Regions from separate parts of the Homo sapiens genome. Here region 1 is linked to region 2. A link is a contact called in ENCODE Hi-C or POLR2A ChIA-PET data. All regions are on one chromosome and are shown on one strand. The core of a region is the stretch at or near the end of the contact, and the rest is flanking DNA. Distances in the headings are between cores, read along the strand shown. Region 1 overlaps LOC105378327 (a long non-coding RNA gene). Region 2 has its middle 76 kb from the start of LINC02621.

Region 1 (3,974 bases), core at 638-3,137, 450 kb before region 2:
CCATATTTGGTTGTAATAATATATTGTATAGAGCAGAAATCTGCTTCCCTGGGGCTCCTACCCATTTGTCCCAGTTCTGCTTTCTGGAGACAGACAGAAATAGTTTAAACCAATTTCCAGCTTTCAGCTCCATCAGAGCAGAAACTTTGTCAGTCTGGTTCTTTGGTGACTCTCTGGAGCAATGGCTGGCACAGAGTGGAAGCTTAATAAGTGATACTCGAATAAATTAATGAATGAGGAGCTTCATGTATCTGTTGTAGGATTACCATATGATTTAAGTCTTCAAGACTGGCACACCTAAGAGCTCACATGGTGGAAACCTCCTCACCCCTCCTCAACCTGGATCCTCTCTGTCAAAGGAGTTCTGGATGGAGAGGCGTATGCTAAGGATCTTTGGGCAAGGGGCAAGGACCCTTGGGATTTAATTTATCTACCAAGTGCTTCTGAAAAAAAGCTGTACAAAAAATGCACTGCATAAAAGCAACTTGATAATCCTGATGAAAGCAACCAGACCCTTATCAGGGAATGAGCTATGACCCTGGCATGAGGGTCAGACATCATCGATGGTCACCAATGTAGTAAGACTTGAGAGGCACTGGAAAGTCTCACCGGCTCCCGTGGTAAGACCAGAAACTTCACCATCAGAGAGTCATTACTTTGGGTAAAGTACTTCTCTCTCCTTTAAATGTAATTAGCGGACATAGTGAGTTGCCAATATCTTGGAGTGAATTCGCTGACCTAACTCTTTTCTTTAAGGATAAGGGACCTTAATGATGCTGGATTCTGGGGAAGAACCAGGCCTCAGAGAGAGAAGGGGCAAAATCTGCTGAGCTAGAGGGTGGAAGGAAAGTACATTTTGTTTAACTGGATAAATATTCAGGCCCCTGCAAGCTGCTTCAGTGTGGAAAAGACAATTTGGGGTGGGGGAACGGTAGTCTGGCCCCACATAAACCCTTTAAAATTGCAGACTCCCCCATCCCCCGCCACTGAGAGTCTTCCACATGAATTTGATGTAATGGGAGTAGCACACTCACACATTTTGGAAGATAAGAGCTGAATGTGTTTAAATAACTATCAGGCTGGCGGGAAAGATATCCAGGCTTGCCTGGAGCCACCTTTTCACCACAGAAGGGAAAAACCTAACCCTGACAAGCACGTGGCTGATTATTAGCCGTGTGATGAAGTGTTACTTCCTGTGCAGGACATTCGCATTTCTTGAGAAACTCTTTCTCAATCATAGTGAGTGATATTTTTAGAAAATGAAGGCCTTTGTTTTCTTCCTCTATGTGTATGCTCCCCGCTTCCCTTCACTTCCCCCAAGTCCCATACCCTACCCCAGAGAAGAGATTTAATGAGGGAGTGCATGTCCCCACATGGGGTGGGGGGAGGAGAGTGGGCAGACAATCAGAAAAATGCAATTTACCTGCCCTAGTAGAACTTGAATCACCATACAGACATCTCTTTCATAGTTTTTGCAGCCAAATGTTGCTTTCCTTTCTTGTTTTCCTTCCAGATAATGCAGCTAATATCTTTTCCTTGTGGGGTTGTATTTACTATTCTGAGATCACATTAACATTACTCATTTAACAATCTGCAATGTTTTGAAACCGACATGTCTCACCATATCCCAGAATGGGGTTTTTTTCTCCGCCTGATGCTTTGATTGATAAGGACCGCCCATGACCATGACCTTTAAGATGCATAGTCCAGAGGGCATGGGGTTTGGGCGAAAGGCGGCAAAGGCCTCCCTATCAGCAGGATCACTGTGAGCTCCTGCTCAACAAATGACAGTGCACACTTCACTGCAGATTGGATGCTTTCTGAACTGGTGGAGGCTCAGGAAGCTGCTCTGAGCTGCCCAGACTGAGCAACTGAAACTAAAAGTGAAGCCGTCAAACGCAGCTTCCTGAGCTTTCAGTTCTGGTTGATTTGATGGAGAGTGGGGTGCTATGTTCTCTAACTGTTTTATGGCAGGATCTGTGCACAGGGGTGAGAGTAAAGACTATTAAGAGATCATCCCCACCCTGAAGGAGTTTTCAGTCTAGCAGAGAGACAGACATGTAAATAAGTGTGGTAGATGCCTTCCGAAGATATATACACTGTGGCAGATCGGAGAAAGTGGGCAGTTCTCTAAGGAGGGGAGAGGAGTTGGGGGGATGGGGAAAGTTATAGAAGACTAAAGAGAGAATGCTTGGACTAGGCCTTCATGAAGAAGTAGGCGCTGTCTAGGTGGGAATGAAACGCAAGTGTATTTTTTTTTTTTTGCCTTTGCAAATACATTGAAAAGCATGATGCTCTGGGGGAACTTCTAGAACTCTGATGGCCAGAGTATAAGTTGGAGAGAAGGAAGGGGGAAGAGCAGAGATGAAATATAGGAGGCAGATCACAGAGCCCCCTGCAGGCCCTACAATGGGGTTTTTATTCTACCACATAGGCAATGGGAAGCTACTGGCTAGACTTTAAGTAAGGCAGAGGCTTATTAGACTTTCATTTTAAAAAGGTCGCTTGAGTATCTGTGGGGAGAATAAGCCTGGTTGAGACAGAAGGCAAGAAAAGTAGTTGGGAGGCTGTTAAAATAATTCAAGAAAGATGTGAAGTTTGCAAATAAGGGAGTGGAAGAGTGGAAGGATTAGAGAAGGAGAGAATTACCAAGATTTGGTGATTGGGTAGTAGAGGGAGAGGGTTGAGAGTTAAAGGAAAACGAGACATGTAAGATGCCACCCAGGATTCTGGTTTGAGTGACTATAGAAGACATGGAACGAAAGGGGTGTAAGACAACTAATTCTGTGTTGTGCATGTTGAATTTGAGATGCTTGTGGGACACCGAAGTGGAGAGGCCCAATGTGCAGTTGCTTATGTGGGTTTGACGCACAAAAGATAGGTCAGGGATGAGGAGAAAAACATGAGAGCCATTGGTGAGCAGGTGGCTGTTGAAAGCATGGCAGGGGAGGCCCTGTCCTGTGGGAAGGGCAGAAGGTCAAGGACAGTCCCTCAATTCGTCAACTCAAAGTTGTGGGCAAAGATGGAAGAGCCAGAAAGGGCAACTGCCAAGGAGAAGAGGAGAAATTTGTGTCAAGGAAGGCAGGAGAGAGGGTTTCAAGAGGATAAGACTGGTCCACAGTGTCACACGCTTCAGGGAGGCCAGTGAGACGAAGACTAAAAGCATGCACTGGATAGAGCACTTGGTGATCTTGATGCAGTGAAGCCACAGTGTGGCCCTGGGTGTGGAGGTGAAATTAGCATAGGTGGAAATGGGAGGTGAGTGAGTGGAGGCAATGCACGCGGAAGGCTTGCCCAGGAGAAGGAGGAAAGAGCTTCACCAAAATATTTAGAACTACTGATTTTGTCTGAAAGTTATTTCACAACCAAACAAGGCAGGGTAGTGTCATAGGACAAGAAAGGTGGATTTTGACTACTGAGAACTTCTCACTGTGTTGCAGGCCCTGGGCTGAGGGCTTTGGCATTACAGTCTTGAGTATTCTTTTATTGTATTCTGTCCTTTCATTTTCCTCCAAGATTTTGCAGCCACTCTCCCCTCCCTGCTCAGATTCTACCTCTGCTGTAGCTGGGCTTACACCGTAAGGGCATTTGAGGTCTAGATGAAATCTTAGAAATATAAGACTCTCTCAAAGTTTTTCAATAAGCAGGGCTAATACTAATAATCAATGCTAAACAGCAATCAACAATGTCATGATACCCTAATAAACCTTTAAAGAAGAACTTAGACAAGAAAGCTGTCAAAATGGAAATGGGGGTAGAGTCTTGGCCATGTCAGGGGAAACAAGCACAGAGACCCAGGGTGGTGAGCATGTGTCCTGGGAGGTGGTGGTGCCAGGTGTCCACCACGCTATGTGAGGCAGCCACGTTATTGTTTTGAACAGCGTATCCTCAACCTAGCCTCTTCTAATTGTATAATCACAAAGCTGTAATCACTGATTCCAAAGAGCTGGAAGCCTCAGACGATTGAAAAGTCA
Region 2 (3,684 bases), core at 459-2,958:
CTTGGAGGATCTGCCATACAAATTATGAGGGTTTTTTTTTTTTTAACTGTGGAGGTCCTATTTTTGATAGATTATAGAAATAAGGAGTGACAAGTCAAGCTGTCATGAGAGGAGAGTCATCTAAAGTTAGTACTGAAAACAGAAATTTGGCTGGCAAATTAGTTAGAAAAGGGAGGCAGAACAATGGGAAAATTTTTTGCAAGATTTCCTGGGAGTTGGGGATGGTGATGATGGCAGGGGCCCTGGAGTGACCGCTTACCAATTAGTGGTTTACCTGTTAACTTTGGCAGATGTTTTACCAGTGAATGGTAAGATTTCTAATTGAGCTTCAGGCAAGACTGTCTAGTGAAAACTATACTTCTATTTACTCTTCAGTAACTAACAAGGCCTGTTTTTTTCTTTACTTAGTTCTTATTTGAGATCTTGGTTAAGAAATTATAAAATATAAATAGAATATTAGCGACTTGGGTTATTTGGTTGTTGAGAAAGGGTTCTCTAGAGAAAATATAATTTCATAACTGCAGTACTTATTCAATTAGACTAGGAAGGCTCCTCAGAGGTAATCTACTTCAACCTCTTTCTGTAGGCGGAAGCCATGCTCCCAACCAATCATATTCATGAATATCCAGCCTCTGTTTGACATTATTCTTTAAGGTTGTTTGCTTTTAGAATTTTCAGCCCATTTCTTGTAAGTTCCAGTTCTAAGAAAGGCTTTTTTACATATTAAGACAACTCATTTTTCCTGAAACTTGCAATCTTTTCCACTGACTGCCTTTTGTGATTCTGATTGGTGGTGACTTTCTGGTTTTCTCTTTACCTCTGTGGGTGACTAAAGGTGATTTTTTTTGTTTTTCAGAATAATAGTAATCAACTACATAATCTCCAGAAACTGCCAGCAACTTCCAAATTCCTCTTCACATAGCTTCTCAAATACTTCATTAGAACCAGTGTGAAAAATTTAAAATACAATGTGACATTTCTCTAGTAGAATGTAAGCTTCATGAGGGAAAAGACAACGCGTCTCCTTCCTGTATTCCTAGCACCCAGTACGGCACCTGACACATAATAGTGACCTTAGAAGAATATTTAAGAGTCATTGAGTAAACATTTTGTAGAGCTGTCCATGTTTATTTTCCATTCAGTGTTTACCAGGTGTCTGCTATTTGGACAGTCACTTCATTGTTCATTAGTACATGACTTTGGTAAATATATCTCCTGTGAAGAGAAATATTATAACTACTATGGCATTCAACACTGGTATTTCAGTTACTCAACTAATCCACCCACTGATGGAGTGAACCTTGAATTAAATGCTTTGAAGAATAAAGTGAATCTTGATAAAAATCAAAGGCTGAAGAAATCTTGTTTGACAGAAGGCATGAACAAAAATGCTAAAATTAATACTGTTTGTGGAGAAACACTCATTCCACCGCAGACTAAATGGAGTTCATGAGTATCAAAATGCCTATGTGATCAAAAGGCAGAAACAGCTTCTTTTTACTAGGTCTGTTAATATTCCAGGACTCATAATATTGTGCCTACATGAGCACCTGTGTTTGTGGTAACTCAAAGTATTTGAACACCTTATCTCATCCAACCTCAAATTTCCTGTGAGGTATTTAAGCACCGAGAGCTCTTGGTACTGTTTTCAAGATGAAGCAGATGAATTAGAGAGGCTGTTCACACACCAAATTTCACAGAAGCCTATGGAGGAAATGACGGGGAGACTTACCAGTTAACACCCAGTTGCAGAAATCAATGTCAGAGCTTGAAAGGACCTTATAAACCCCTGATCCAATGTGGACTTTCCTAGTAAGACTTCTGTTTGCAGTGACTTGGTTCATTTCACCAACCACAAGAATTTTAAGTAATTTTTAATCATAAAAGTAACATAGAACATAGTAATACATATATACGTACATACATGATACAGAAAGGTATCAAAAAACAAAAACATATATTACTTCCTCCTCTAACATTCCAGTGCCAGTTTCCAAAGATTCCTATTACCCAGAGGTAACCACTGTTAATAATTTTTAATGTATATTTCCAAAAATTTTTTATGCATTTAGAAATGTGTGCATGTGGGTGATGGGTGCACCAAAATCTCAGAAATCACCACTAAAGAACTTACTCATGTAACCAAACACCATGTGGTCCCCCAAAAACCTATTGAAATAAATAAATAATAACATAATAAAGACTTAATAAAAAGTAAAATAAAAATGTGTACATGTATACATACACGCAATGACAGTTGGTCCTCAAATAACATCATTCCATTCAGTGTCATTTCATTATACTGTTGATTGGAAAAAAATTGATTTCTGCCCGGGGCCCCTGTCTGTGTGGAGTTCCCATGTTCTCCCCATGTCTGTGTGGGTTTTCTCTGGGTATTCTGGTTTCCTCCCACATCCCAAAGATGTGCATGTCAGGTGAATTGGTGTGTCTACATTGTCCCAGCCTGTGTGGGTGTGTGTGTGAGGTGCCCCCTGCTAGGGTATGGCGTCCTGGCCAGGGTGGCTTCCGCTTTGCACCCTGAGCTGCTGGGGTGGACTCTGGCCACCCTCAACCCTCATCTGGAATAATTGGGTAATAATTATCTTGTTTTTATTAATCTTTCTTAAAAGTATATATAGTTCGCATTTATTTCAGTGTTTAATATTAGAAGTGTTTTACTCTTTAGAAGTTTGGTGATGTTTTTGTGACCAGAAATATGCCATAGGAACTTAGCTCTTGTTTATATCAATTAGCCTGCAGTAATTTGGTTCCATTGTGTGTTTCCTTAAAGCTGAAGTTTCCAAGTACCTACTGATGACGTTAAGTGAGGACTTAACTTGTGTGTTGCAGCTCCTATTAAATTGCTGCACTTGGAAGCATAGTAGTCATTTCAAACTTTAAAAAGATCTTCTGCTATTCTGTTCCAATTCTGACCTTCTCACAGTTTTATTCATCTAGTAAACACCAACTCGATCCTTCCAGTTGCTCAGGTCAAAACCTTTAAGTCATCTTTGGTTCCTCTCTATCCAAAACACCATCTATCTAATTCACCAGCAAATCTTATTGAGTATATGTTAAAAATATCTCCAGAATCCAACCACTTATCACCATCTCCATTGCTTCCACCCTAACTCAAGCCACTAGCATCTGTTGCCTGAATTATTACAATAGCCTTCTAACTGGTCTCCCTACTACTACATAGCTTTCTACTGTCTATACTCAGGATAGCAGACAGAAGGATCCTGTGAAAACACAAGTCAGGTCGTATACCTTCCATGCGCAAAAAACATTCAAATGCTCCCCAGTTAATTCAGAGTAAAAGCTGAAGTAAAAGACTGTCCACAGTCTGCTGACCCCATTACCTATATGACTTAATCTCCTGCTACTCTAGAGAAACTTCACTCTCTTTGTTCCACATATACTGGCTTTTGCGCTGTCCTGAACATGCCTGGCATGCTCTTGCCTCAGGGCCTTGCACTTGCTGTTTCCTCTTCCTGGAATGCTCTTACACCAACTATCATCACTTCATTCAAGTCTTTTTTTTTTTTTTTTTTTTTTTTTTTGAGACGAAGTCTCACTCTTTCGCCCAGGCCAGACTGCTGTGGCGGTATCCCCACTCACTGCAAGCTCCGCCTCCCAGGTTCTCGCCATTCTTTTGCCTCAGCCTCCCAAGTAGCTGGGATT

What was found. A loop is a pair of places that touch in the nucleus more often than their neighbours do. ChIA-PET counts read pairs that join two places held with the same protein, here RNA polymerase II (POLR2A). Pooled maps may share reads with other maps.
Region 1: a pooled map shows a loop between it and region 2 (9-fold over the local background). The contact joins two enhancer-like sites. A Hi-C loop is called at or near these places in 1 of 37 single-sample maps with no recorded cell type and 10 of 50 pooled maps. POLR2A ChIA-PET finds 5 or more read pairs at or near these places in 1 of 52 experiments (activated naive CD4-positive, alpha-beta T cell).

The regions. Positions count from the first base shown.
Region 1 is chr10:62,635,429-62,639,402 of GRCh38, reverse strand. All of the region lies in intron 1 of LOC105378327 (a long non-coding RNA gene), which reads left to right. Among named protein-coding and RNA genes, the nearest start is that of ADO, 170 kb to the left of the region's middle. RefSeq lists enhancers at 1,262-1,491, 1,502-1,741, 2,032-2,121. Within about 2 kb of position 1,887, at least 20 of the 41 ENCODE cell types and tissues checked have a DNase peak (open chromatin) inside an H3K27ac peak, as active enhancers do.
Region 2 is chr10:62,181,560-62,185,243 of GRCh38, reverse strand. It overlaps a transcript of RTKN2 not described here. Among named protein-coding and RNA genes, the nearest start is that of LINC02621, 76 kb to the left of the region's middle. Within about 2 kb of position 1,708, at least 5 of the 41 ENCODE cell types and tissues checked have a DNase peak (open chromatin) inside an H3K27ac peak, as active enhancers do.